7 separate regions of the Mus musculus genome follow, and all the other regions are linked to region 1. Evidence: chromatin loops called from intact Hi-C (ENCODE). Cell type or tissue: heart. All regions are shown on one strand. Region 1 holds the start of Ube2s (ubiquitin-conjugating enzyme E2S). Region 2 holds the start of Hspbp1 (HSPA (heat shock 70kDa) binding protein, cytoplasmic cochaperone 1). Region 3 holds the start of Zfp628 (zinc finger protein 628). Region 4 holds the start of Nat14 (N-acetyltransferase 14). Region 5 overlaps Gm15510 (predicted gene 15510). Region 6 holds the start of U2af2 (U2 small nuclear ribonucleoprotein auxiliary factor (U2AF) 2). Region 7 holds the start of Fiz1 (Flt3 interacting zinc finger protein 1).

Region 1 (4,000 bases):
ACACAGATCCTCAGGTTGTGATGACCCCCAACCACAGTTATTTTCATTGCTACTTCACAACTGTAGTTTTGTTACTGTTATGAATCATAATGTAAGTATATGTGTTTCCAATGGTCTTAGGCAACCCCTGTAAAATGGTTCTTCAACCGCCGACTCAAAGGGGTCAAGGCCCACATGTTGAGAAATGGAGATCTGTAATACCCTGAGGGTTAAGAAAGGCCACAGGATTCATGAATTCAGACTGTCTACAATCACAAGAACAAGCCACACGAAACAAAAACCTGTTTTCCATAGAGGTATGTAAAGTACAGTTTAAACATTTAGCTGAATAACATCAGCAAGCAATTGGGGTAATCTGAAGCAAAGCCACTCCTAGCTGCTACATCTTGGAGGAGCACAGGAGTACAAAACACAGTCCAAGAACAATTCCATGTTTCGACGAAACAGAGGTCACAAGACTCTTGTCTCACAAGCACTCAAAATCCTCCTGACATGACTCCATTCTTGGATACTGTTCTCAAATAGAACAAATAGCTTGGTGGTTAAGAGCACTTGTTGCTCTTACAGAGGACCTGAGTTCAGTTCCCAGTACCCTCATGGTGGTTCAAACCACCAGTTATTCCAGTTCCAGAGGATCTGATACTCCCTTCTAAACTCCCTGAGCACCAGGTATACATACTGTGAACCTACATATATACAGGCAAAACATTTATATGTTCAAAATAAATAAATTAAAAAGAATTGGTGAGCCGGGCGTGGTGGTGCACGCCTTTAATCCCAGCACTTGGGAGGCAGACGCAGGCAGATTTCTGAGTTCGAGGCCAGCCTGGTCTACAAAGTGAGTTCCAGGACAGCCAGGGCTACACAGAGAAACCCTGTCTCGGAAAAAATAAATAAATAAATAAATAAATAAAATAAAATAAAATAAAAATAAATAAATAAAAAGAATTGGTGAAGAAAATGAGTTTCCTAAGAACTATAGCCAGATCTTGTCAGGGAAGAGGGTTGTTTCTTTCTGCTTTCCCTCTAGCAAAGCTACAATTTTACAGAAAACATGAAACAAGACTCAAGAAATGTGCTTATGCAGATTTAGCTATGAGACAGGTTGTCAGAACTGTGAAATCTCTTCCTGGGAGATGAGGTCCTACTCCTCTGCAGTCAAAGCTTCAGTCTGTTCTCTCCCCAGCATGGGATTACTGCAGATAGTTTAATTCTCTCTAGATCTCTGCCATGCTGTCATAACTGGATTAACACTTCATGGTTAGTAAGAGCCTCTGGGAGTATATGTAAGGACAGGACCAGGAGGTTAATTATGGGTGAGGGAAGAGATGACCTAAATGTGGGCAGCACTATCCCATAGGCTAGAGGATGGATATAAAAGGAACGAGGCCAGGGTATGGTGGCATACACTTTTAATCTCAGTATTCAGGAAGTAGAGGCAGGTGATCTCTGTGAGTTCAGGCCAGCCTGGTCTATAGCTCGAGTTTCAGGAAGGTCAGCCAGGCCTGCACAGAAAAACCCTGGCTTGAAAAGCCAAAACAAGGGCTGAAGAGATGGCTCAGCGGTTAAGATCATCGACTGCTCTTCCGAAGGCCCTGAATTCAAATCCCAGCAACCACATGGTGGTTCACAACCATCTGAAAACAGCTACAGTGTACTTACATAAAACAATAAATAAATCTAAAAAAAGAAAAGCCAAAACAACAACCCCCGACCCCGGGGGAAAAAGGAGTTCCAGGCCAGTAATGAAATTCTGTCTCTCAAAAAGTTAACAGAAGTCTATGGGGTCTGGAGGTCAGTCACAAAGCTCTCAATAAGGACGTGAGACTTCCCTGACTTCTTCCTCTGGCACCCCTACAGAAACAATGGTGGCAAAAGTCACAAGTCATACTCTAGAGGATCAGGAAGTCCAAGCCCTCGGAGTCAACCAACCTGATTTTGAGGGCTTCCTAACACATAACAGGAGCGCAGAACAAAATGGAGCCCCATAGACAAATTATGTCCACACTTCCGCCCTTCCATGGCTTCCAGGTGAGGTCGCCAGACTCCCAGCGTAACATTTGCATACACAAAAGAAATTGAGACATTTCATTGGTCGAGGTTGGAGTCTATCACACTGAGCTGGCTTCCCATTAGTAGCTTTCAATTCCTACCTGCCCCACAAGTCCAGATCACGACCGCCCCTGTTTATTGGTCAAGGCCCCTTCCGTCATCCCTTTAACCCCTCCAGTCCTGTCTTCCCTCGCTCCGCCCCTTCCCCTGCCTAACCGTTAGTCGCGTGCGCGTCTTTCTCCAGGCCGGAGCGCGCGCGCGCACCCCAAGTCGTGGCGGCGTCTCATTCAAACGGTCCAATCAGCGGCCACGTCGCCTCGGCGGGCGCCCCCTTTCTCTCTGCTCTAGGTTTTTAGCCGCTTGGTTCTCCCAGGTCAACTCCTCAGCCGGCGTGAGCCCTCATTGTGATAGCACTCCTCACAAACTGGGTTCGAACTTCTGCTACTATTCTGACAAGAACAGAGAAAAGAGCGTTGACCGCCCAGCAACGTGCGCGTTGACGTACGCGGTCGAGACGTGCCGTGAGGGGGCGGGGCCTGCGAGTAGCTATAAAAGTGCGGTGTTGGGCGCGCGGCCGGTTCTACCGAGGAGCAGACGTAACGTTGTGAGCGTTTCGTAGCGGACGTCGGAATTAGTGGGAGCGGAGTGGGGCCTCGGGGGCCTCGCTAGGGCCACAGCGGCCGGCAGTTGGGCCCCCCGCCCCGGCCGGCGGTCCGAGGAGTGCAGGAAGGGGGCCGGGGGGACCCGCCCCCGGCCGGCTGAAGTCATGGTGAGTGACGCGGGAGGCCCGAGGGGCCGTTGGGGACTCGGGCAGAGGAGGCGACTGCGGCGTCCCAAGTGTTTTCTGGCCAGCTTCTGAGTGCTTTGGTGGCATGGCTGAACGTCCGGAGCCAGGAGTCGGCCCCAGGGCCTTTCAACAAACGGTGCGGGAGCCCAGGCAGCCCTCGGAACCTTGGGGAGGGCTTTGGGCGCCTTGCGGCCCGCCCATGGGTGTTTTAAGGAGCAAGACATCCCGCCGCCATTTCGTCCAGCCTTTTTCTTTTTGGTGTGTGTGGGGGGGCGGCGGTTGATGGGGTTGTTTCAAGCCTAAGTAGGGGAAGGGCTCCGGCTAGGCCTCAGGCCCACCTGGAACCAGTAGTGGACCCATGCGCGTCTTAACGAGCGCTTTGGGTAGGTTCGGGTACGCTGAGCCACGTAGAAGCTTTTTCTGAGACACCGTCCCGGTCAGCCATGGGGCAAAAGCCAGAAGCATCTTAGGTCCAGTTGACAGGCAGTGATTGACAACCTCGGACCTCTAAAGTCTGGATTCTGGTATCCACCCACCTTAATCCTAGCTATTTCAGGCTGCTCACTCTCCTTTTCCCTCCGTGCCTAGAACTCCAATGTGGAGAATCTGCCGCCCCACATCATCCGCCTAGTGTACAAGGAGGTGACAACACTGACGGCAGACCCACCTGATGGCATTAAAGTCTTCCCCAATGAGGAGGATCTCACAGACCTGCAGGTTACCATCGAGGGCCCTGGTGAGTGTGAGCACGGAAGGGAGGGGCCACTTGACCAGATTTCTTCTGTCTTGTGGCTGTGGGACAAATAGGATTCAGCCTCTCAGGTGCTTATGACAAAATGTGGCCTTTTGCTTAGGCTTGCATTAAGGCTGTCAAGTGTTACTTTCCAGAGACGTGAGGATGCATATAAGTGAAGCAGAAATAGAAAGTGTAGCTGGGCGTGGTGGTGCACGCCTTTAATCCCAGCACTCGGGAGGCAGAGACAGGCGAATTTCTGAGTTCGAGGCCAACCTGGTCTACAGAGTGAGTTCCAGGACAGTCAGGGCTACACAGAGAAACCCTGTCTTGAAGAGAAAAAAAAAAAATGTATGCCAGGGGATCTGAAACACTAATCAATCGAATGTCCCAAGACTAAACAAAAAGCATTGTGAGGGGAAACTGGT
Region 2 (4,000 bases), 130 kb after region 1:
TTGCTCAGCAGTGAAGAGCATCGCCTGCAGCCAGACAGTGGTGGTGCACGCTTTTAATCCCAGCACTTGGGAGGCAGAGGCAGGCGGATTTCTGAGTTCAAGGCCAGCCTGGTCTAGAGGACAGCCAGGGTTACACAGAGAAACCCTGTGTCGAACAAACAAACAAACCCCCCAAACAACAAAACAAACAAACAAACAAACAAACCGCACTGACTGCTCTTCGAGAGGTCCAGAGTTCAATTCCCAGCAACCACATGGTGGCTCACAACTACTATCTATAACAAGATCTGATGCCCTCTTCTGTCATGCAGATGTATATGCAGACAGAGTACTAATAAAAATAAATAATTTCTTTTTAAATACAAAAATCAAGCCAGGCAATGGTGGCAAATACCTTTAATCCTAGCACTTGGGAGGCAGACACAGGTAGATCTCTGAGTTTGATTCCAGCCTGGTCTACATAATGAGTTCCAGGACAGCCAGGGTTACACAGAGAAACCCATATCAAAACAAAATTAAAAACAAGATATTTGTTAACAGCAATAGTAAGAGTTACAGGGAACAAACCTTATCTTCTGGCCCACAAGGGCACCAAGCAGGTACATAAGGTGTGTATATATACACAAGTAGGTAAAATACTCATACACAAAATAAAAATGAATAAAACGGAGCAGGGTGAGTGTGCATACTTTTAAAAAATATTTATTTATTATTATACACATGTACACTGTAGCTGTCTTCAGACGCACCAGAATAAGGTGTCAAATCTCATTACGGGTGGTTGTGAGCCACCATGTGGTTGCTGGGATTTGAACTCAGGACCTCTGGAAGAGCAGTCAGTGCTCTTACCCGCTGAGCCATCTCGCCATCCCTGAGTGTACCTACTTTTAAGGCGTGTGAATATTTATGAGTTGTAGGGCAACCTGCTCACATCGTTCTGCAGGCCTGCCCAGGCTACATACTGAGAGCCTCCCCAAAACAAAACACCAAAATAAGGAACCATCTCCAAAACAAAAAACAAAAGAGGGGTGGGGTGGGACGGAGAGAGAGTTCAATGAGAGATATTTCAATGATTAGGAACTCTTGTTGCTTTATTGCTCTTGCTGAAGACTCAGGTTCAACTCCTAGCACCCAATTATGATGGCTCACAACCATCTGTAACTCCAGTTCCTGGCAATCCATCAAGCAAGCATACAGTGCACGCACATACATGCAGGCAAAATGTTCAGGGTCAGTGGTGGCACACGCCTTTAATCCCAGCACTCAGGTGGCAGAGGAAAGTGGATCTCTGTGAGTTTGAGGACAGCATGGTCTACAGAGTAACTTCCAGGACAGCCAAGGCTATACCGTAAAACACTGTCTCAAAAAACAAAACAAAAACTAACCAACCACAAACTATTTGTACACAAGTAAATAGGTAAGTCTACAAAAAAATTAAAAGAACAACAATAATTTAAGAGGCTGAAGAGATAGCTTGTCATTAAGAGTACTTACTGTTCTTGCAAAGAGCCTGAGCTTGGTTCCTAGCACCCATATATATATATATATTGGTTGTCTCATAACTGCCTGTAACTACAGCTTTAGTTTGTCCTTTGTCTCTGGCCCCATAGAAACCTGCATTTACAGGCATCTGCCTCCTCCCCTACTACATAATTAAAAACAATCTTTAAAAATAAAATCTAGCCGGGCAGTGGTGGCCCACACCTTTAATCCCAGCACTCGGGAGACAGAGGCAGGCAGATTTCTGAGTTCGAGGCCAGCCTGGTCTACAAAGTGAGTTTCAGGACAGCCAGGACTACACAGAGAAACCCTGTCTCGAAAAACCCAATAAATAAATAAATAAATAAATAAATAAATAAATAAGTAACTCTAAAAATATTTTTAAAATGATTGGAAGATCGAAGGTGGAAGACAGCTGATGTTGACATGGGACTTCCCACACACCATGCATAGTCACATGAAGACACACAACTCACACAGAGTATTCCACACTGAAACCGGTAATAAATGGGGAAACTGAGGCCTAGAAAAAAGTGAGCCCGAGTCTCAGGTTACAAAGGTGGGATATTAGGGGAGATATCCCGAGACTCTAGGAGCAAATGCAGTTAAAATCAGTTGAGTGAGGAACAAAACCGTCTGAGCAGCAGCAGCAGCAGCAGCAGCAGCAGCAGCAGCAGAGAAGGGGCGTGGCCTACGCAGGGGCGTGGCCGAACAGGACAAGCTGAAGTTCCAGGTACTAAGAGGCGGGACTTGACTGGGACAGGCCGAAAGGCCTAGAAAAGAGGCGGGGAATATGGGCATAGGCGGGGCCTATGCCTGGGAGGGGAGGAGTTCGCCATGAAAGTCCCTTGTTTGCTAAGATAAACAGAGGAGCTAGGGGGCGGGGCTTATAACAAAAGCGCGAAATGTAGGGGCGTGACAAAGAGAAAGTGGTGGGGGCCTAGTCGACAGAGGCGGAGCTAAGTGCCGCATCCGCTAAGAGGTGCTGCTTAGAACTGGGCAAACAGCTTGGGGTGAGGCACTTCCGTGTGAGAACTGCGTATTTCCGGTAAAGATGGCGGCGCCCAGTAGAGTCAGGTGCAGCCTAGTCTATCTTTAGGCGTGGTGGCAGCTCTAGACCCGGCAAGGTGAGATCAGCCCCATTGGGGCGCCCCTCTTCAAAGACACGGGAGGAGAATTGTTGCTAAGGAGACTGAGCGAAGGCTTGTTGCCATGGAGGCGGGGCAGTGGGGTTGCTAAGAGACGAGGACGCAAGCTGGGGAGCTTGGGGGGGCTCGTTGCCAGGGAGTAGGTGGGGCCTGTTGCTAGGGAGCAAGGAGGGACATCTGGATTTGGGCAAGGGTCCTGTTAGTATGAAGGAAGGAAAGGGGGCTATGGTTAAGGTGGTTGCAGGCAGAATGGTTTGGGATCATGAGAAGACTCCTAACACCTTCAAAACTCCACCTTCTCAGCAGACCTTCAAGAGTCGACCCATCCGGACACCATTGCTGCCTCAGCGGTGACCATCAATTTCCTTTAAACACATTCTTCCTTCACAGAAAGTCCATGGCAGACAAAGGCTCAGGGGGCAGTCGCCTCCCTCTTGCGTTGCCTCCGGCCTCTCAGGGTTGCTCGTCAGGGGGCAGTGGTTCCTCGGCGGGGGGCTCAGGCAACCCCCGGCCTCCACGGAACCTCCAAGGCCTGCTGCAGATGGCTATTACTGCGGGTTCTCAGGAGCCAGACCCCCCTCCAGAACCCATGAGCGAGGAGGTAAAGTATGAGGACCTAAGAAGGTTGGGTGAGGGTCCTGAGGATCTAAGTGTCTTGGGGAGAGTGGCTTAGTGAGCTACAAGCTGTTGTCTTCCTGGGTGGTGAGCTAGAGTCTAAATGTGGCATCATGATAGGGTGAAGGTCAGCTGTAAAGTGTCCGATCGCAGCCTTGTATTGGGAAGTCTCATGATGAGTGAAAAGTCTAAAAGCAAGCTGGGTTCTCTAGACCCAGGCAGAACTAGATTCAGCTTTGTCTCCACAAGTGTGACCTTGGGTATATTATTTAATCTTTCGAATCCTCAAGTGTTCGTTCATTTTTGAATTGATGGTGATAATAGTAATGATAGTGTCTTATCAGGCAATTCTGATGTTCCAGTCTATACTGACTCGTACACAACGTAGTTGGGTTTTGCCAGTTGCCAGCCATGACCTTGGTTGGGCAATTCACATCCTTTCTTTGCCTCTGATTTTTTTTTTTTAATCAATGAATTTGGAATAGCTATAATAAAACCTTACAGAATTGTCTTAAAGGTTGATAGGAATTTTTCATGTAACTTTTTTTAATTGACATTTACGATACATAGAATATTGTAGTAATTCAGTTAAGTTACAGAATAATTTATACATGTTGTGTCATGTTGTGCCAAGGTGGAAATAGGCATAGAGCAATGAGATAGTTTGCCCAAATTTGTCCAGGAGCGTGATTTCAAAGCCTTACAGCTTCTTCCCCTTTTCTTTCCTGTTTTGAGAT
Region 3 (4,000 bases), 100 kb before region 1:
TAAGCAGGGAAAGCTACCACCACCTTATGCCTAGTGCCCTTCCCCTCCACCATCCACAACTCACACTGTCACCTCCAAGTCTTCAAGAACTCACCCCAGAGAGCCTTCCTCAGACCACCCTTGAGCACTCCCTGATCTCCTCCCATGCCTTATTTGCTCCCTTCTTCACGGGGCCCATCACCTTCTAAATACTATAGGGCAAGCATTTCTCTTTGTCTTTTTGAGACACAGTTTCTCTGCACAGCCCTGGCTGTCCTGGAACTCACTACCTAGACCAGGCTGGCCTCGAACTCAGATGTCTGCATCTGCCTCCTGAGTGCTGGGCTCAAAGGCGTGCATCACCACCACCCTAGCCAGGACTTCTCAACCTCACCAGCACAGAGATTTGGAGACAGGTCATTCTTTGTCAGAGGGGCTGTCTAATAAATGGATGGGTGTTCATCAGGATTCCTGACTCAATAGGATGGATGCCACTGGTAACAAAACACAGTGCCAGCTTGACCCTTCCCTAGTAAATCCTGAAGTCAGTACTGCAGTGACAGTACCCCAGGACAGTCCCATCAACATATAAGTCTCTTACTGCTTGTTCTACTCTGTCAATGTTCACATCATCCAAACAGAGAACCTCTGCTTCGTTCGATCGATCGTTCTCTGATGCATCCATCACCCACCAAAACATCAGGAGAGAGCATGCTCAGTAAAGACAGTCTGAGTGAAGAGAGGGAGGCACCCCCTTTTGACAGGTTATAAAGGATTTCTTTTTCAAAGGGCAATAGGCTATGAAGGATTGTTTTTTTAAAGGGCTGTTGTTCCTTTTGGCGTGTAGGTGACAAATGAGGTTCAGAAACTGTCTGTGCCTCTGAGGCCATATCTTTTAACACAAGAGGCCCAACGGAACAGGGACCCATCTTAGCAGTGAGAGTGCCCTTTAAGCGTCTGGGCTTTACGAGGAAGCTCTTGGGGTTTGGGATGTAGCTCGGTTATTAAGGGTTAATGACTGGCATGCACAAAGCTCTGGGTTCTTGTCACAGTACACCATAGAACTGGGCGTGGTGGCACAGGCAGGCCTGTAATCCCAGCGCGCAGATGAAGGCAGCAGGATCGTAAATTTAAGGTCATTGTCAGCTATACAGTGAGTCTGACGGCATCCTAAGCTACATGAGGTTTTATCTGGGAGGGAAAAAAGATCTCTTTGTTCAGATAGTCTAGGGACCAGCAGAATTATGAAACTTTTCCTTCAATGTTTGGGAAACTATCACCCGCTTTTAAGGAAATAACCCCCTTTTAGGAGAAAGGGGAGAAGGGAAAGGGCAGGAAGCTTTGCAAAAATGCAGCTAAACACACTGTCCTTACCCCTTTAAGAGGGCGGAGCCGGCCTAACAGATTAAATATCGGAGGCGAAATAGCGACCTTCCCTTTAAGGTACCCCTTCCGGTTTCCCGCTCGCCGTTCTCCAAACGACTCCGCCCTCCGGCCCTTCCCCCACCGCGCCCTCCGGTCTCTCACCTGTGGCCCCGGTCGGGGAGGGGGATCAAGGAGAACCCCAGGGCCTTCCCGCGGGGGCTGACGGGAAGCGGGGCCCGGCACAGCGCTGCGGGACCCGCGGCCCGGGAGGGGGCGGGGGCGCGCTCCCTCCCCACGGCCCCCGGCGCGAGGCACTCAACCTTTATCGGCGGCCTCTCGCGCACACAAACCCCGCCGCCGCCGCCTTCGTGCGTCATGACGCAACGCGCCAAGCCCGGCCCGGCCCCACCCACTGCTGGGGTTCGCCAGATGCAGAATCCCGGGGGTCCAAGCCTCAGGCCCGTGGTGTACACGCAGACCCTGTTCCCTCGTGCTGGGAAGGAAACTGAGGCACTCAACCTTCCTGCATGGCCTGGGATGGCCTGGGTCTCGGGAGTCTGAGTTGCCCCTACAAGCCTGCTTTTTTTCCCCTGCCTGCTGGTATCTGGGGCCAAGCTTGCTTTCTGAGCCTGTGCTGAGACTTTCGGATAGATTATTTTTGTTGTCTTAATTGTTTTTTGTTTTTGTTTTTTACTTTTTGAGACAATGGGCTCTTGTAGGCTCATGTAGCACGGGCTGGCCTTGAATTTTTTTTTTTTTTTCCGAGACAGTCCTGGAACTCTGTAGACCAGGCTGGACTCGAATTCAGAAATCCTCCTGCCTCTGCCTCCCAAGTGCTGGGATTAAAGGTGTGCGCCACCACTGCCCGGCTGCCTTTTTCTTAAGATCTATTTATTTTTACCTTCTCTGTATATGTGAGTTCCCACATGCATGTCTGTGCACCCCATGTGTGCCTGGTGCCTGAGGAAGCCAAAACAGAGTGTCAGATCCTTTGGAGCTAGAGTTACAGGGCAGTTGTGAACTGTCTGGTGTGGTCCCAAGGAACCGAAGCCCAGTCCTCTGTAAAACTAGCAGTTGTTCTTAACTACAAAGCTATCACCCCAGCCCTAACTTAGAGGGCTGGTGAGATGGCTCAGACTGATGGTACTGATGCTCGCTGCCCAGTGAAGCCATAGAGGAGTCTTAATCCAGCAACATGGCTATTGTGGCTGGAACACAGATATGACCTTAGTACACACCTTTAATTCCAGGAGACAGAGGCAAGCAGATCTCTTTGAGTCCAAGGCCAGCCTGGAATAGAGCAAGTTTCAGGTAAGGAAAAGCTTAGGACCAGGTTTGGTGGTGCATGCCTTTAATCCCAGCACTCAGGAGATAGAGGCATGTAGATCTCTGAGTTCTAGGCAACCAGTTCAGTTGAATCAGTGAGTTGAGAGGCTATGCAGAGGAGTTCAGAGGTAGTTTTCATAGAGATGGTTTTATAGAGACAAGTTGCAGGTGAAGACACAATGAGCCAGAGAATAAAAAGAAGCCAAATTAGAACAGATTTCTAGAGTTAGTTTGAGGTCAAGCAGAGCAATTCAGTCAGAAGCTGAGAGAATCAGTCACTTTGGAGAGGTGTTTAGGCCAGAGAAGCTGAGTTGAACCAGCCAGCCAGAATTCAGAAAGAGCTAGAAAGGGTGAGTTTATTCAACAGTAGACATCAGAGATGGCAATTACATCTGGAAAATAGCAATTACATTTACAACATGGATATGGTGAAAGGTGAGAACAAACTCCCACAAGTTGTCCTCCAATCAGCATCTATGCTGTGTGGCAAATACATGCATGCCCATACACACAAAATAAGTGGCTGAATGTAATTTACATTTTTTCATTTTATGTATGAGAGAGAGAGAGATCCAGAGAACCCGCCTTTGATTTCTAGAATCCACAACAGTGGCTCACAACTGTAACTCCAGTCCCACAGAACCCTCCCGAGACACCGTGGACACAGGCACAGACATGAGTGTGGTAAAACACACATACACATAAAAAGAAATATATTATTTAAGTTCAAAGTCTCGCCTGAGATTCAAGGCAGCCCCTTAGCTGTGAGGCCCTGCAAAGTCAAAAAGAAAGTTCCAAGATTCTGATATGCAGTGACACAATAGACACCCTGTAGGGTCCGAAAGTCAAGTCGCTGAAGACTTCAGACTCAGTATGCAAAGACGGTTTATTCTAGAGAAACAACCAGCATGCAGAGGTCAAATATTTTTCAAAATGTCAACCCCAGACAAAGGTGCATAGGCCTTCTTATAGGGGGACTGTCAGGAAGGATCAGGTAATCTAAAATTTCATTGGTGAGTGCTAGGCTGGGGGGGGGGGGTCATGGGTGGTCAGTGGCCTGCATTCCTATGTCACGAACTTTAACTATAGGATGAGGTAGGGCTACCCAGCGCAGATGGCCCATTCTGAGATAAAGTATTTTCCCCATTTTTGTGGTTATCCCCAGGTCTTCTTTGGGAGGAGTTTTATGACCTTGTTTCTGTGTTTTGTGGTCTGCTTGGAGCTGGTGCCTAATTGCTTTCTTTTCAAAGTCAGGCCTGGTCCTTAAATGAAGACAAATGGGGTTTATGTTGTCCTTTCAATTCCCATTCCAAAATGGGGGAGTGGGAAG
Region 4 (4,000 bases), 110 kb before region 1:
CCCTGGACAGCTAGGAGCAGGCTGGGCTGAAGGCTCTGCCAGGAGGGAGAGAGGCTGCAGGGATGCAGCAGGGGACAGGAGGGGGAGGGGGCTGGCCACAGCTGAGGCTGGAGGGGGGGGTGCGGGGGGCAGGCAGAAGGGAGGTGTTCAAGTGCAAACACCCACACTGGAGGGAGGCGGCCAGCCAGGCTCCAGAGGGCCACGTGCTCAGAGATGCTTATGGGGATGGCAGCTCTGGGAAGGGGCAGGCCTGGGTGTCTGGGGGACAGGGCTGAGGGCACACCCTTCTGCCTCCTCTTATTGTCCAGCCAGGCAAGTAAGTGCAGCTGGGAGTGGACAGATTTTGGGGAATCCTGCAGTAGCATGAGGGCCTGAAGCCAGATACTAGGAGGGACTTCCTAGATCAGGAAAAGAAACTGAAAAACTCCTGTCCATTTGTCACCCACTGTGGTAAATCTGGATGGGAAGCTCCCAGTGCCGATTCGAGAAAAGAGTGTCTGAACTTATTACCAGTTCCCAGAACAAAGGTATGGAGGGTAGAGAGACTGAGGGGTCAAGGCTTCGGTCTGGAGGGGGTACACACACACACACACACACACACACACACACACACACACCAGGCAGCTGTGAGGGGGAAAACTTTGGTAATGGGGAGCATGACTCAGAAGGCCTGGCAAAGACTGGCTGCCGCTGTGAGCTCACTGCTTCTCCTCTTCCCAGCGCCCCCCCCCCCCCCCCAACACACACACTTCCCTAGCAATTAATGTCAACTTCTTCGGAGAGGAGGAGCCAGACAGAAGGAGGGAGTCTGGAGAGAGCAGCTGGAAAATGCATCAGACAGGAGACAGGCACACAGAAGTTTCAGGGTTTATTAACAAACAGTGTAAAAAACCAGATGGGCTTGGAGACACTGTGCTCCTGGCCCCACCCACTCCCAGAAGATCTGTCCCCTTTGGGAGTTCCCTGTCACAGACTCTAACTTTTAGTCTCTCTCTCTCTCTCTCTCTCTCTCTCTCTCTCTCTCTCTCTCTCTCTCTCTCTCTCTCTCTCTCTTTCCTCAAATCTCCCTTCCAGACCTCAAACACAGGCAGCAGGGGCTTTGTAGACCCAGAACCCGACGTTTTTCAGTGCATACAGACTGGGGCAGTGGGGGTGAGGCAAAGGACTGGACACGGTGACCTCTAGTGGTCCCAGAAGACCAAGAAGGGATTTGTTCTACTTGAGTTTAGAGTCCTCATTGCAGCTGGCAGGCACACTGGGAATGTAAGTCCATCAACCTCGGTGCTTCACTATCAGCCCAGCAGACTAGGTAGACACTGAGGGGGGGATGTAAAGTGCCTGGCACACAGTAGGTGTTCTTTAGGTGCTGGTTCTCTGCCCATCTATCCAGTGGGCATGGTCTCTAATCACAGGTCTTTGCTGAATTCCCTAACCAGCATATAGCCCATGCAGCCCCAGCCTCCCTCTGCCTGGTAGCCACAGGCCTCCAATAACCCTGCCACCCCCCAAGCGGCTACAGCCACTGGGACCACGAGCCGGGCCCGAGGCTCCCCCATACTTCCAGCCCATGCTCGGGCTCGAGCCTCGGCAAAGGCCAGCAGCCTTCTGCCCACGCCCCTGCGACGGTGCCATCGAGAGACAGAGAGGCGGGTGACTCGGGCTCCATCCCCCACGTTGGCACCAGGGGCCAGAGCCAGGACTCCACACACATCGCCGGAGCCACGGACAGCCACCCAGGGCCCTCCCAGGCCGCCTGGTGGAGGCAGAGAGCCCCATCGGGCTCGCAAACCCAGCTTCACAGCGGCTACAGCCAGAAACACGGGCAGCAGGAGGGCCAGGGCGAAGGAGGCCAGGATGAAGCGCAGTCCGCTGCTGGCTGCAGCCAGGAGGAGAAGGGCTGGAGGTCGTGTCAGAGCGTGGAGGGCCACACGGTTTTCCGTGTCTTTTACACCAGCCTGTGGGTGGGAGTAGAGGCTCAGCCATTCATCACATAAGAACTTCCGAGGAAGGATTTCTCTTCTCAAGTGAGAAGAGAAGCCAGCGGATGGGGTGGTCCCAGTCTGGCCCATTGGGTGTTAAGGGCTGAGCGAATGAATGCGGTTTGCCCGAATGAAATGAACTGATTTAGGACCTGAGGCCCATGAGTCCGGATGGCATGCTAAGGTAACGCACCAAAGGAGACTGAACAGGATAGGCAAAGTGAAGACATGGGCTCTTCGCTGGAAGGTCTGGGGTGTGTGTGTGTCTCAGTAGCCCTCATTTTGGGACTGGTAAGTGGGGCTGAATGGAGGTCAAGAGACCTGAACACCCAGCCCCTACACCCTTTCAATTGCTTTTTTAAAAATGGCAGCTGAGGTTTAAGTAGGGAGAAGGCAGTAGAGAAAAGAGACCAATTAAAAACAGCTGAGGCGAAAATCCCCTCCCCCAGGACCCCCGGAGCTCAGGCAGGTGGGCGGGGCTGATGGAACCCACTTTGAATGGCCCTAAGAAGCTGCGCATGCTCACTGGTGCCCCTGCCGGCCTCTCACCTTCAGCATCTCCAGCACCAGGGGCTTCTCATCTTCCCTCATTTCCCGCACTGACAGGTGGTTAGGGGCCATGGTAGCCCCCAGGCAGGCCCCTCCCCAAGGGAGCTGACGTTGTACACCTGCTGAAAACAAGTAGGTTGGTGTTAGGTGGGCACCTGAGTTCTAAGAGCCCTGGGAGGGATGGGCCGCAGTGTTTCCCAGATCGCCAAGGACCCTAGAGCATTGCCAAAGAAGACTGTCACAGTGGCAGGCCAGGTGCCTCCATACCCAGTGGGGCTCTGAAAATCGTCCCGAATCGTCCCCCACTCCGGAGAAGACATTCATTGATCTGCCTGTAAACTCATCCCCTATCCAAACTCCAGCAGCCGGTCTCCTGAAGTGGTCCCACCCCACATAGCAGAAACAGGGCCCTGAAAGGCACCTCCACGGGGTTGCTCGAATCCCTTGACAGTAAGGGAGAAGGGGGGCAGGGGCAGGAGAGGGTCACCACCGGAAGTGACGTCCACGCTCCCGACTGGAGGCAAGACCGGCACCTTAGCAACTGTTGCCAAGCTTCCCCCACTATGGGGCAGGGGTTGGGAGTAATGGAGGAAACTGCGAGGACGAGGGAAGAGCTGTGACCTGCTGGAGGCCAGTGGGAGAACCTTGGAGAAGGGGGGATGGGAGTGGGGGACAGAGAGGGTTTCTTACCCGGCCTGCCTGGGAGGATTAGCACAGCTCCTTTCTTGCTGGTCCTTCGTTGCTAAGCGACCTGAGCATCAGGAAGAGGAGGCGTTGCTTGTGAACCTAATCTCATTGGCGCTTGGGTCTTTGAGGGAAGGGATGAGGGGTAGCATCAAGCATCCCCATCAGCTGAGACCTTATTCTCAACCCGGAGGCACCTGGGGTATCGTTTGAATTAATAATATTCCTCTACCTACCTTTCAGGTGAGGTAAGGGTGGTTTATAGGAAAGAAGTGGAAAATCCAGAAATTGATCCCTAACCCTCCCTGCTATAAGTACAACTACAGACGAATACATACAAAGGTTGGGAAAGGACCAGAGAAATAGCTCAGGGAGTAAGAGAGCTTGCCAAAAGGAAACCCACATGACTGACTCCCACTGTCTCTCTGTCCTCTGCAAGTGTACCCGCCCTCCCACCCCCAGCACAGTAAAAGCCTTAACAGTTTAAAGGATGGGGGAGCTGGACCCCACCCCGGAGAAGCATTTAGCCCTCCAAGTACAAAGCAAGTCACCTCAGATCCGGGAAGCAAGAATGAAGACTTCCAGGTCTGAAGCAGGGGCTATGCCCATGACTATACCTCCCCCATGAAAACAAAACCAGGAAGAGATTCTGGGTCTTTATTAGCAAGTCCAGCCAGCAGCCCCCCTGACTCTGGGGCTGACCCCAGCCCAGCTGAGGAGAACAGTTAATTGCGGGGAGGGGGTCTCTTCAAAACGTGTGTACCAGTTGGACTGCAGGAAGAGTCTGC
Region 5 (4,000 bases), 230 kb before region 1:
AGCCAAGAAGAGGGCAGAGACACAAAACAAAATATCAGTTAGTGAATGAGTAAATTTGATCAGATAGTAAATCCCACCTCTCCCTGAAAAGATACTTCTGGATGGAGCTGGAGCCATGCTTCAGCAGTTAAGAGCACTGGCTGCTCTAGTAAAAGCCCCAGGTTCCATTCCCAGCACCCAGCTTAACAACCATTTATAAATCCAATTCCAGGGGAGCCCACACCATCTTCTGTCTCCTGTAACAGGCATACATGTCTACAAACATCCGAGTAGGCAGAAACACCAATATACATAAAATAACTTTTAAAAAAGCTACTGCCGGGTGGCTTAGCATCCCCAAAGCTCTGGATCTGATTCCCCACAACACAGAGGAGACACCCTGCCACCTAGCTGGGACATGGTCATGATAAAGTCTACCAGACATCAGTCTAACCCCTCTAATGTCCTCACTTGTCCCAACCACCACCTCTCTCCCTCTCAAAGTCAGACATATCATGTCCTGATATGTTTCTCTGTTAAAGGAGGTGTGGCCTTGTTAAAGTGGGTGTATCACTGTGGGTGTGGGCTTTAAGACCTTGTCCTAGCTGCCTGGAAACAAGTATTCTCCTAGCTGTCTTTGGAACAAGATGTAGAATTCTTAGCTCCTCCTGCACTGTGCCTGCCTGGATGCTGCCATGTTCCCGAGTTGATGATAGTGGACTAAACCTCTGAACTTGTAAGCCAGCCCCAATTAAATGTAGTTCTTTATAAGAGTTGCTTTGGTCATGGTGTCTGTTCACAGCAGGAAACCCTAACTAAGACATCTGCCAATCAGCCTGAGTCTACAGAAGCGGCAAGAAGCCACTGGAATCTGACGTCACGAGAAGTTCCTTGGTGAGTTAATCTCTATGAAGTCATGACAAGAGAACACTTGCCACGTGGTTCATGGCCAACAGTAACCAGAGCATCTTCAGTGAAGACTATCAAGGTGAAACAATGCCCAAGCCATGTCCCACCATCTGCAGTCATATTTATATTCTTCCTAAGCATCACACATCCTTTCACCTGTGTCTACTTTAGCAGAACACTCTTTCATGTATCTGCACCAGCAAAACATCATATGACATAACTGAGTTCCCAAAGAAACCTGAGAGTTCCACTTCAAACATGCCTGTCGGCTGTGGTGGGGAGTTCCTTTAATCTCTTTTTGTTTGTTTGTTCTGTTGTTTGTTGAGGGTTTTTTTTTTTTTTTTGTTTGTCAACTTGACACAACCTAGAGAGAATATTCTGGGAAGGGGAACCACAATAGAAAATGAAGGGGAAAAAATGCCTTTTAGTAGATTGGCCAGTAGACAAGTTTGTGGGACTTTTTTTCTTTTTTTGATTGATTGATGACTAAAATGGAAGGGTTCAGCATGCTGTGAGTGGTGTCACCCCAGAGCAAAGAGTCCTAGGGTGGATAAGAAAACAAATTGAAGAAATAATGGTGATCAAGCCAGGAAGCAGCTCTCCTCTGTGGCCTCTGCTTCAGTTCCTGCCTTGAGTCCTGTCCTGACTCCCTCCATGATGGCTGTGCCTTGAGTCCTGTCTTGACTCCCTCCATGATGGCTGTGCCTTGAGTCCTGTCCTGACTCCCCTCCATGATGGCTGTGCCTTGAGTCCTGTCCTGACTCCCTCCATGATGGCTGTGCCTTGAGTCCTGTCCTGACTCCCCTCCATGATGGCTGTGCCTTGAGTCCTGTCTTGACTCCCTCCATGATGGCTGTGCCTTGAGTCCTGTCTTGACTCCCCTCCATGATGGCTGTGCCTTGAGTCCTGTCTTGACTCCCCTCCATGATGGCTGTGCCTTGAGTCCTGTCTTGACTCCCTCCATGATGGCTGTGCCTTGAGTCCTGTCCTGACTCCCCTCCATGATGGCTGTGCCTTGAGTCCTGTCTTGACTCCCTCCATGATGGCTGTGCCTTGAGTCCTGTCCTGACTCCCCTCCATGATGGCTGTGCCTTGAGTCCTGTCCTGACTCCCTCCATGATGGCTGTGCCTTGAGTCCTGTCCTGACTCCCCTCCATGATGGCTGTGCCTTGAGTCCTGTCCTGACTCCCTCCATGATGGCTGTGATGTGAAATAAACCTTTTCCTCCCTACGTTGCTTTTGGCCAGGGCCTTTATCACTGAAATAGAAAACAAACCAGGACAAACCCAAGCTGATTGATTGTTGTCACAGAGCTTCTCCATACACTGTCACAAGAAACTCTCTCCTAGGCCTTATGGGGGCGACAAAGTTCAAAGTATTAAAATGTTCCCTCCATTTTAACAGATGGTGAAATTCAAATACAAAGACCTATGTCCAAGACTGGTGAGGTGGCCCAGGAGGGTCAACTGTCTTGCTACCAAGCTCAACAACCTTCTTCTGACTCCCTAACCTGAGTTTAACCCCTGAGACCCACATGATGGATAAAGAGAACTTGCTCCTGCAAGTTGTCCCCTGACCTCCAGGAACATGGCATGCCTGAACACACAAATGCATGCACACATACACATACACACACGCAAAAATAAATGTTTTGGGGTTGTTTTGTTTTGAGACAAGGTTTCTGTGTAGCCCTGGCTGTCCTGGAATTGGCTCTGTAGACCAGGCTAACCTTAAATTCAGAGATCCACCTGCCTCTGCCCCTCAAGTGCTAAGATCAAAGGCGTGCGTCACCACCGGTGACTGGTGGGGGTGGGGAGTTGTTTGTTTTAAGACAGGATCTCACTATGCAGCACTGACTGGCCTGGAACTCAGAGAGTATGCCTTTCTACTTGCTTCTCCCTCCCTAAAGTGATTGGATTAAAGGCATGCACCACCAAGCTGTGTTTCTCCTTTTAATTCGGTATGTGTTGCTGTGTGCACAGAGCCTGTGGCAATTGTAGTGGGCATGGAATTCCCTTCCCTGGATTGGAGTTGCAGATGATTGTCAGCCACCCAGTATGGGTGCTGGGAGCTGAGCTTGGATCTTCTGCAGCAACGGGAAACACTCCCAAACACTGAGCCATCTCTCCATCCCCATAACTACTTTAACAAATGATTTTAAATTACATTTATGGGGAAGGGGGAGTGAATGCCGTGACACTTGTGTGGAAGTCAGAAGACAACTTGGGAGTCAGTTCTCGCCTTCTACCATGTAGGTTCTGGGAATCATACGCAAGCCATCAAGCACAGCAGCAACCCTTACCCACTAAGCCGTCTCTCTGGCTCTAGAATAACTACTTCTAATAGTGGCTATATGGTTCAGCTTGACCTCACTGTAGCCATCTTGATAACCACCACAACCACTGCAAAGCAAACCATGTTTTTTCCTGGAAACCACAGACATGTCCCTAGAGTAACATGTAGGGTTTCAGAACTGTTTCAATGTCAGGGATGCACCTGCCTGCCCCTTTCCTATTAGCTGAAGATCACAAACACATTCTAAGTTAGATGAGATCACAGTGCCCCCTAGCCTTTCATTCTTATACAGGTTTTAGCACTTGTTCTGCCTGCCGCCTAGGATCACACTTCTATCAGCACACCCCCTCAATAAATTCAGATCATGAACCCTTGAATCTTATCTTCCTCTTTTCTGCAGTCATTCTGCATCATAGCCCTTGCACCTGGCTCTCACACACTGGAACCTGACTGTCATTACGCTGTCTTAGAAATCTAGTGTGTATTTTCACACTTGTGATGTCTCACTTCGTTCTAACATTGTGTCATGTGCCCCAACTCCAAGTCAGTCGCATCTGTGTTGGACAGACAAATACAGAGATGACAGACAAACAGGTAACTACAATGCAAAATGTTGAATCACATCACTAGGGAGGTAGAAGTGGGTGAACTCCGAGTTCCAAGCCAGCCTGGTCTACACAGTGAATTCCTGACCATCCAGGACTACATCGGGAGATATCCTCTAAGTGGGCCTGGGAGATGGCTCAACAGGAAACAGTGCTTACCATCAAACCTGAAGACCTGAGTTTGAGCCCTGGGACCAACACGGTGCAAGGAG
Region 6 (4,000 bases), 250 kb before region 1:
GCTTAGGCGGCCGCGTAGGGCCCTGTGCAGCTCTCGCCTCGCCTTGCCGCCCGCCCGCTCCGGCTACTTCCGCCGCTGGCTTCGGCTACTTCCGGCCCCCGCCGGCACTCCGTCGCCTACCTAATCAAGCCCCAAGCCCCGCCCCTCCCAGGCTCCACCCCCTCGTCCCGCCCGACCCGCCCCCCCCCGGAACTTCCCCGAGCTCGGCTCCGAAGCCTGTCGGCTGTTCTCGGACGGAGCAGTCGGAAGGCGGCGGTCGCCGTCAAAATCACCCGAAGCGAGGATTATGCCGGCTGCCCGAGTTTCGGTAACTTTTCGGAAACTAGCGTTTCAACGTTCGGAGGATTCCGCGAGTCTTCGCGTTCCCCGACACCAGCCCCCTCTAAAGACACGGATTTTCCTACAACTCAAACCGTCTGTCTCTGGCCTCCTCTGGAAATCCGTCCCACCCCTCGCCGACCCTGTCCAAGCGGTCAGTCACTTCCAACAATCCTAACCGTCCGGGCCTTCGGCTCTTTCCGAAGGTTTCCAGCGCTCGCTCACCGCCCCTCTAGAGATTAAGCCCGATTCTAGTCTTCGGCTCTTTCCGGAGGCGCCACAGGGTCACTCCGCCCCTTCCGGAGAATATCGGTCCCTTCCGCCACTGCTTCGGGAAGGTCTCACGCCCAGGAGGGAAGTTCGGCTCTTTCCGCTCTTGCTTCGGCTCCTTTCGGCTTAAAGACCCGAAAAGGGAGGGAGGACTGATGGGAGGTGGGCCAGATAGCTACGGGGGAGGGGGCGGGGTCTCAGCTTTCGGTCCCTAGCTCTCTAGGAGAAAACTGAAAAAACTGACCTCGCGGAAGGCCAGAGAAAGTGTGTGGGACAGTAGCAGCCAGTGCGACAAAGGGTGTTCGAGGCCGCTGCGGAGGTTGTTAGCTCAGCTTGGGACGCCTGCGCACGGTGATTGGAGAGGGGTTTCTGCGCCTGCGTAGCGGTCTAGGGCACGTTTTTCTCAGCGCTCCGGAGGATCCGCCATTCTAAATCCACATTGCGCGTGCGCCCGATCTCCTCCCACACACCCCTTCCCCCACCGCCAACCTCAGCCCCCAAGGCACTAACTTCAAGACGGTTAAACCTGACTGCTCTCTCCCGGTTGCCAAGGCAATCGCGTTAAATTGTCCGCCCCTGCTCCTGCTGCGCAAGCGCCGAATGTGACACCTCCGAGAGATCTCCTGACCCCTGGCGGGCAGGCGGAAAAGAGTCTACCCAGCGCCCCGGTACCTCCTCCGGGCTGGCTCAGCTAAACGTTCATTGAATCAATGCCCCAGGCGCTGCCTTCTTAAAGTCGTCTTACCTCAGTTTCTCCTACTGCTCCGCTTCCCACCTCTGCCTCCTGGGGCTAATTACACCCTACCCTCCCCAACCTCTCTAGAGGCTTCTGGCTGAGCGCTCCTGTCCCAGTCTCCGTGGCGACGGCCACCCCTTCCCAGCATATTCCCTTCCTAGTAAGACCTGGGGCCCAGTTTATTGAAAATTTTCATGTCTCTTTAATTTAAACTCTCAGAATAATACTCTGTCTTTGCATGGGATGCAGATGGGCTACTCCTGGCTAAGGAGGCCTAGCTGGCAGCCCCTGCGGGGTGAAATGGAGACGGGGTGCCTAGCGTGTGCGGCCGAGAAGCAGGGCCCAGTGCTCAGGAAGGGCAGCTTCTAGCCCTGGCGGTGCCCCGGGAAGGCCGACCTAGCCAGCAATCTGCTGGGGGGGAGGCGTGCGGGGCGGCGGCATCACCGCTTGAAGCGGTAGGTGATGGGCAGGAGCAGCTTGCTCTTCTTGAGAGCCTGCACCTTCTTGAGAGTCTCGTCGTCCAGTGCCAGGAAGCAGCGGCGGGAATACTCTAGCAGGCGCTCCTTGGATGGATCGAACTCTCCCACCTCAGCCAGCTTTTCGGGAGCCACAATGAGTAGCTCTGCGATGGGCGTGGTCAGCGCCACGGTGTTCCTGTCCACACGGTGGTGCTCGAAGGCTCTGGACATGCTCTTCAGCTTCTGGAAGGTGCCCAGGATCTTCTTGTAGCGGCAGAGGACCCCATCAGCATCCTTCACTGCAGGACCAAGAGGACAGAAAGAGGAGGACTGGAAAAGACACTCATGAGGGAAGGAGACATGGGGGAACCCAGGTAGAAACAGGAAGGCAGGCATAAAGAGGAAAAGGGGTGAAAGGCACACAGATTTGAAAACAAGCAAGCAAGAAATCATGGAAGTGGGGACACATGAGGAGCCCCATACAGGAAGAGAAAGGATAACAAGATGGAAAACAGTTAAGACCTGAGCAAGAAGTAGACCAGGGAAATTGAAGGCAGGCCTGGACACCAGAAGAAAGGAGATGGGCCCAGAGACCTCCTTTCTGATGACACAGGACTAAATCTGCTGGTTGGTGTAAAACGAAATTTAAAATTAACTCAGGACCGAAAAGGGCTGTGAGATGAAGTTGAGTCTGATTGTTTTGTATATGGAGAGTTAGGGCATCACTGTAGAGCTCACACTGCGATTCTGGGTACACAACCCCTCAACACACCCATCACATGTACCCACTCCCCACTCACCCCGCTGCCTCTCTCGAGCCTTGGTCTTCCCAAATCGCTTCCGGCTAGTACTTCCCTTCTGCTTCTGCCTCTTCCTTTCACTGGCACTTCCGTCTTCGGAAACCCCGCTGAAGGAGGAGGCTGCCGACTCGGGGTCTGAGGCTTCTCCAACCCCAGCCCTGCTGTCCCCATCAACCCTCCGAGGTCCAGGCTTCATCCGGCAGTAGTCCTCTAAAGAGAGACAAAAGTGAACTGTGACACAATGTCCTATAATTGCCCTGAGGGGGGAAAGATGGACATGGAGGCCAAGTCCTCGGAATGAGGGCAGGGTGAAGTCCCCAAGTAGAGACATTAGCTACACTGAATGCCATAGAGCCAGCTGGGATTCGGGGAATAGTGTGAGCATTTTTCTAGGCTCTGAACTTGACTGAAACAGGTCCAGGGAATTCATGAGAATCTGTGACTATGCAGAGTTTCTGTGGGGGAAATGTATCCTGGGGAGCTCCAGAGTGAAGAGTCAAAATCCGAGAGGCAGACAGTGCCTCTGGGTAGGAGGATTGGATATCAGACTCCTACAGAAGTCAGGGTTCAGTTTGGGTACTGGGAAATGCTAACTACCTTCCCCTAGATAGGGAGCCAACTCAGACTCAGCATCTTCTGAAGGATGAACTCCTGAGAACTGAAACCAAGACTCTGCCCAGTCATACCAGGGAAAGATAGGAGTCACCCTGGATAGAGCTCTCAGTATAGGAAGAGAGGGTATGCATGTCCCCATCCCAGTGCTAGGTCCCTTTACTAGAGCTTTTGCCATGGTTAGCAATGAGAAAGCCTGCCAGCAGCTCAGCTGGATACAGAGGTTAGGGTTATGGCCTGAATAAAGGCTAAGTACTCCAAGAAACCAGGGCTAAAGCTCTGGGAAAGGGCAGCCTTGAGTGGGGAATGTGCTGGGAATGGCAGTCAACACAGGTTAATGAGATAGGGCCCTGCCTGTCAGAAGAGGTGACACCACCATGCTGTTACTAGTTGTAGATTAGAGCAAGACAAGGGAGTGGGATCCGCTCAGGACCCTAAGGTGAAGCTTAGGAGACAGAGGTACTGGGACCCCCACAGCCTTTGAAGAATAAGAAACATGAGGCATGATAATGTAGAGCAGGGTAGAGGGAAGACAGAACCCTGATTGGTATTTCAGGGTACCTCTAATGGATGATGACTGCATCATTCAGAAATCCTGGGGTGCTGGCAGGGCCCCTCTGAGGAATCCAGTAGACTGCAATGGGTCTACTGACAAAGGGACATTTCCCCTAAGATGAGGAACCTGGGCTGGAAATATAGACTCTGGGAGACAGTTATGCCAAGTGCTTGAGGCTGATGAGTTACAGGGCAGTCTCATCACAAGATAGGAAATGAGAGAAGTCTTTGAAATCAAGAAGGAAATGGCT
Region 7 (4,000 bases), 200 kb before region 1:
GGAGGGAGGACTTGAGAGTCCGATTGGAGGTGGTGGCTCCCCCTGGAGGTCGGCCTCGGCGCCCCCGGGGAACAGGAGGCAGTAAGGCCAGAGGTTTTTCTTCCTCCCCAGACAAAGTTGAAGGCAACGGGTCTGAGCTGGGGTTGTCCATTGAGAAGTGGGGAGCTCGAGTCTGGGTACTGGAGCCGGCTAAGAGAAGAGAGGGGGCGGTGTCAGTGTGGTGAGGGTCTAAGCCCCCGTGTACCCCAGTATCTCACCTATTCCTTCTAAAGACTTTTGAGATCCATATAAGACATTCTGTATAAGTTAGTAAGACATGCTGACTGCCCTCCACCAAAGGGTGTCCCATAACTTCTTAACCTTTGGATCTAGTTTTTCTTTCATGGAGGTTAAATAAGAATCCCCCTCTCCCACCAGGGTTCTATGTTTGAGTGTTTGGATCCATTAGTGGAACTGTTTGGGAAGGATTAGGAGGTGTGGCCTTGATGTGGTAGGTGTGGCCTTATGGAGTAGTGTTTCACTAGGTGTGAACTTTGAGGTTTCGAAATCCCACACCAAGCCAGTCTCCTCCTCCCTCAAACCTATGGATCAGATGTCAGCTCTTAGCTACTGTTCCAGCACCATGTCAGCCTGTTGGTCACCATTCTCCCAACCAAGATAGATGATCACGGACTAACCCTCTGAAAAATATAAGCATGCCTCCAATTAAAACGCTTTCTTTATACGTTGCTATGGTCATAGTTTTTCATTACATCAACATAACTACAAAAAGCCTTTAAAGTCAAAACAAGCCAAAAATAAATAAATTTTTGAAAAAATCCAGCTAAGAATGTAGGCCTTGAAACAGCCCATCAAATTCTGGGTCACAAAGGTCTCAAAAGGCTCCTGCTCCCCACAGAGATGGGGGGGCATGAAGAGAGACAAGTCCTAGCCAAAAGCTATTGATTTGTGAAAGATATATATGAAAGTTGCTAAGAGTCTGGGCTTTGAAGTCATATACCCAGAAATCAAATGCTGAGTCTGTCCCTTCCTTTGTGTGACCTTAGCCAAGATCCTTACTTCTCTGAGCTTATTTGTGTCTTTTGTAAGATGGAAATCGGGGATTTTTGTTTATTGGTTTGTTTGATTGGTTTTACCTACTAACCCAGACATGCTGTGAACATAAGAGCCAGCACTACAGCACTGGTCGTTGAGCCTCACAGCAATCCTCTGAGGGAACATTTTCAAAGGGTTTCATTTGGATCCAGTTTGGCCAACAATCACCATGTGATTCTACAAGTGGCTTTGCCTGAGTCTGTTTCCTTCTCTATAAAGTCAATATACCAAGGTTGTTGGGAGAATCGACAGGAATGAGGAAGCTTCAAAAATGTCCTTAGTGCACAGTCTAGAAAATAGAAAGCTCCAGGACTTTCCCCAGTGCCCACAAGATCCCAGGATAGTAGGAATTGAGTGTACTTGGGGTCAAAGGTCAAAGGTGCAGCTAGCAGCAGATTCTGTCGGGGGACCCTGCACCCCTCTTTTTATTATTTTATTGTTTGGTTGGTTTAAAGTTTTGTGTGTGGTGTTGGCTATCCTAATCAGGGCCTCACACATACTGGGCCTGAGCTACACCCCCAAAACTTGCACCCCCTTTTAATATGCACATAGCATGAGGTCCACACAGAAGCAACTTGTCCAGGATCATATGGTTCGCACGATGAGGAAGCCTGGACAAGAAGCTGAGTTTCTGAAACATACCTATGAAGTGACAGAGTGGCTCTTCGACCCTCTCCCACCCACAAGTCCGGTACGACGCGTGCCTGTCAGGCGCGAGTGGCCCAGCCCGCAAGCGGGGCGGGCCCTCAGGGTACGGTGGCCAATGAGCGGCGCGGGGACATTGGTGGCAGGGGCTGCCAGAAGGGGGTCTGCGCGCGCGAGCCCAGACCGCTCGGCGGGGCGCGAGGTCGACGTGCGCAGGAGAGAGCAAAGAAGCTGGGAACAGGTGCCGGGTGCGCGCTTATGCGCGCGCGCCGGGACCACCCTCTTTCCCCCATCCCCCCCACCCGGGCCCCCCGCCTCTGGGTACCTCATTTGCATGCTGCCTGGGCTCGCGTGTGTACGCGCGCGCGCGCCGGGGGCGACGGGCCGAAGCGTGGGAAGGGGCGGGAGAGAGGGGGCCCAGCCCCTAGGCGGCGGCGGGGCGGGGGTGTGGGAGGTAGCAGAGCGTGAGCTGGACCCCGCCCCTCGGCACGGAAGCCGGGGGCCCCTCCCTCCCTTCCCTGCTGCCAGCGCCCGCGGGGAACAAAGAGGATGCCCTGGGTCCCAAGGCCCCGACACGCTAGCAACAAATGCGCCTGCGTATCAGGCGCCTTCGTGTGCCCAGTGACAACGCACAAAAATCCCCAACCACCTGCAAAAATGCCTTTCCTCCCACGAAGCCTTCCCAACCCGGTGACCCAATCAAATACAGGTACCGGATAGATGAGAAGCGGGAAATGGCTGCTAAGTGCCCCTAATTAATATGGCGCCCATCAGCTTCAAAGAGCCATGGAGTTAAAGTAGTAAAATGGTGCTTGGTGTTTCCTAACTCTGAACAAGTTTGACCACTTGGATTTTTCTCCCTCTTCCCGCATCCTTCCCAGCAGAAGTCAAAGACTAGAAAAAAAAAGCAATCTTATCTAAACACATCTATGTTAACTCTTTGTAACCGCACCGTGGGCTACGAAATGCTGCACGCTGAGAGTATTGCCCTTAGTCTATATGGCGCCGCGGGTAACTTAGGCCCCGCCCCTGCCCTGCCCTCAACAAAGATGGCGCTAGCCTAGCTTCTTTAACCTCCGCGGCTGGAAATAGGAAAGGAAAACACAGAAGGGCGGGGCGGGGGCGGGATAGAGAAGCCAAGAAGGAGGGGTAAAGGGGGGTTGGGGGGGCGTAGAAGAGAGCTGAGGCGGAAGTCGAGAGGCCCCTCAGGTGGAAGTGACGCTGACCCCGCTACCCAAAATGTCGGCGCCCAGAGGGAGGTGTAAGTAATTAAACAGGAAAGCGGACAGACTTTCCCGGCCCCCCGGAGGCCTGCCTGGTCTCCAGGACCTCCGCAACGCAAAAGCAAGGTGGTCTTGCCTAGTTCCTGGGCCGCTTGACCTGCCCCCGACTCGGGCGCCCGAGACTGCACCTTGTAGGGGCAGGGAGAGGGGTACAAAGGGCCAGTTTTCCGGGCCTTGTTCGCAAGATCGAGCAGGGGTGGGGGTGGGGGCCGGCTGCACCAGACACCGTAGGGCGCAGGAGGGGCGGAGCTTAAGGTGGTCGGGGCGGGGCAGAACTGGAGGAGTAGCTTGTTGAGGCGTGGCTTATAGTTGGAGGGGAGGGGTTTCAAGAAAGTGTGGAGACTGGTTAGAAAATGGAGAGGTTTATATAAAGTGGGGCCTAGCAAAGAGGCGTGAATCTCATGAAATGGGGGAAAGGGCCTTGGTTGAAAAATTGAAGAAACTTCGTAAGATGAGGGGAAAACTGGGGTCCAGTAAGACAACAGAGGCCCAGAGTATGTTGTGTGAAGTTTGCCTGAGGTGTGACTTAAAGAAAAGCTTACCTTGACAAGGGGGTGGGGGTGGGGGCATTAGCGGGGCGGTGGTTGCGCACGCCTTTAATCCCAGCACTTGGGAGGCAGAGGCAAGCGAATTTCTGAGTTCGAGGCCAGCCTGGTCTACAAAGTGAGTTCCAGGACTGCCAGGGCTATACAGAGAAACCCTGTCTCGAAAAAAAAAAAAAAGAAAGAAAGAAAGAAAAAACAACAAGACAAGACGGGGGGCGGGGGGGGGGGCAGCGATCTAGGTGTGCAATTTGGAAAGTTTTAGTGGAACTATCAGGTTTTTATCACGAAGGTAAAAATGCTTGGGGGGGGGGCTTGGCGGCAAGCTAAGAATATAATAGCGAAGTAGAGGTGATTATAGAAAAATGTGACTTATTTGAAGGAGAAGTTAGGTGGGATTTGGAAGCAAGTCTCAGTGAAGATTTAACTTAGAAA

The links. Hi-C counts contacts between places; a loop is a spot of excess contacts. Peaks named below come from ENCODE experiments on the same cell type or tissue, not always from the same donor. Only the 100,000 strongest peaks of a DNase experiment are listed, where the experiment ranks them.
Region 2: a loop joins it to region 1, with 2.8 times the contacts of the local background. A loop is called at or near these places in 2 of 42 quality-filtered maps.
Region 3: a loop joins it to region 1, with 8 times the contacts of the local background. A loop is called at or near these places in 11 of 42 quality-filtered maps.
Region 4: it touches region 1 in a loop (2.9-fold over the local background); 13 of 42 quality-filtered maps call a loop at or near these places.
Region 5: it touches region 1 in a loop (2.4-fold over the local background); 3 of 42 quality-filtered maps call a loop at or near these places.
Region 6: a loop joins it to region 1, with 4 times the contacts of the local background. A loop is called at or near these places in 4 of 42 quality-filtered maps.
Region 7: a loop joins it to region 1, with 9 times the contacts of the local background. A loop is called at or near these places in 5 of 42 quality-filtered maps.

Annotation. Positions count from the first base shown.
Region 1 is chr7:4,810,984-4,814,983 of GRCm38, reverse strand. It overlaps Ube2s (ubiquitin-conjugating enzyme E2S), which reads left to right and starts at 2,644. Exons shown (of 4, transcript NM_133777.2): 1 at 2,644-2,821; 2 at 3,428-3,575. The coding sequence starts at 2,819. In heart, a CTCF peak has its summit at 2,037; a DNase peak (open chromatin) is centred at 2,213; H3K4me3 peaks cover 2,905 bases; H3K27ac peaks cover 2,662 bases.
Region 2 is chr7:4,683,521-4,687,520 of GRCm38, reverse strand. It overlaps Hspbp1 (HSPA (heat shock 70kDa) binding protein, cytoplasmic cochaperone 1), which reads left to right and starts at 2,540. Exons shown (of 8, transcript NM_001360629.1): 1 at 2,540-2,627; 2 at 2,955-3,249. The coding sequence starts at 3,046. In heart, a CTCF peak has its summit at 2,465; DNase peaks (open chromatin) are centred at 2,420 and 3,130; H3K4me3 peaks cover 1,798 bases; H3K27ac peaks cover 1,467 bases.
Region 3 is chr7:4,912,912-4,916,911 of GRCm38, reverse strand. It overlaps Zfp628 (zinc finger protein 628), which reads right to left and starts at 1,695. Exons shown (of 3, transcript NM_170759.2): 1 at 1,507-1,695. In heart, no CTCF peak of the experiment used is centred here; DNase peaks (open chromatin) are centred at 1,033 and 1,691; H3K4me3 peaks cover 2,329 bases; H3K27ac peaks cover 2,373 bases.
Region 4 is chr7:4,921,858-4,925,857 of GRCm38, reverse strand. It overlaps Zfp628 (zinc finger protein 628), which reads right to left. Exons shown (of 3, transcript NM_170759.2): 3 at 3,855-4,000. The coding sequence ends at 3,961. It overlaps Nat14 (N-acetyltransferase 14), which reads right to left and starts at 3,272. Exons shown (of 3, transcript NM_001358881.1): 1 at 3,219-3,272; 2 at 2,529-2,650; 3 at 852-1,955. The coding sequence starts at 2,600. The coding sequence ends at 1,407. Ssc5d (scavenger receptor cysteine rich family, 5 domains) reads right to left here and starts at 37. Exons shown (of 14, transcript NM_173008.3): 1 at 1-37. In heart, CTCF peaks have their summits at 1,762 and 2,515; DNase peaks (open chromatin) are centred at 127, 777, 1,637, 3,087 and 2 weaker places; H3K4me3 peaks cover 3,942 bases; H3K27ac peaks cover 3,942 bases.
Region 5 is chr7:5,045,772-5,049,771 of GRCm38, reverse strand. Gm15510 (predicted gene 15510) reads left to right here. Exons shown (of 4, transcript NR_166619.1): 3 at 785-873; 4 at 2,293-2,825. It also overlaps a transcript of Zfp580 not described here. Among named protein-coding and RNA genes, the nearest start is that of Zfp580, 3.8 kb to the left of the region's middle. In heart, a CTCF peak has its summit at 2,240; no DNase peak of the experiment used is centred here.
Region 6 is chr7:5,058,288-5,062,287 of GRCm38, reverse strand. It overlaps Ccdc106 (coiled-coil domain containing 106), which reads right to left. Exons shown (of 5, transcript NM_146178.2): 4 at 2,583-2,792; 5 at 1,503-2,081. The coding sequence ends at 1,765. U2af2 (U2 small nuclear ribonucleoprotein auxiliary factor (U2AF) 2) reads right to left here and starts at 145. Exons shown (of 12, transcript NM_133671.3): 1 at 1-145. In heart, CTCF peaks have their summits at 1,223 and 1,982; DNase peaks (open chromatin) are centred at 77, 717, 1,147, 1,917 and 1 weaker place; H3K4me3 peaks cover 2,328 bases; H3K27ac peaks cover 2,397 bases; H3K27me3 peaks cover 854 bases.
Region 7 is chr7:5,013,626-5,017,625 of GRCm38, reverse strand. Fiz1 (Flt3 interacting zinc finger protein 1) reads left to right here and starts at 2,898. Exons shown (of 3, transcript NM_001110329.1): 1 at 2,898-3,001. It overlaps Zfp524 (zinc finger protein 524), which reads right to left and starts at 2,118. Exons shown (of 2, transcript NM_025324.2): 1 at 2,066-2,118; 2 at 1-189. The coding sequence starts at 151. In heart, a CTCF peak has its summit at 45 (motif pointing left); DNase peaks (open chromatin) are centred at 1,865, 2,225, 3,075, 3,245 and 1 weaker place; H3K4me3 peaks cover 2,704 bases; H3K27ac peaks cover 2,577 bases.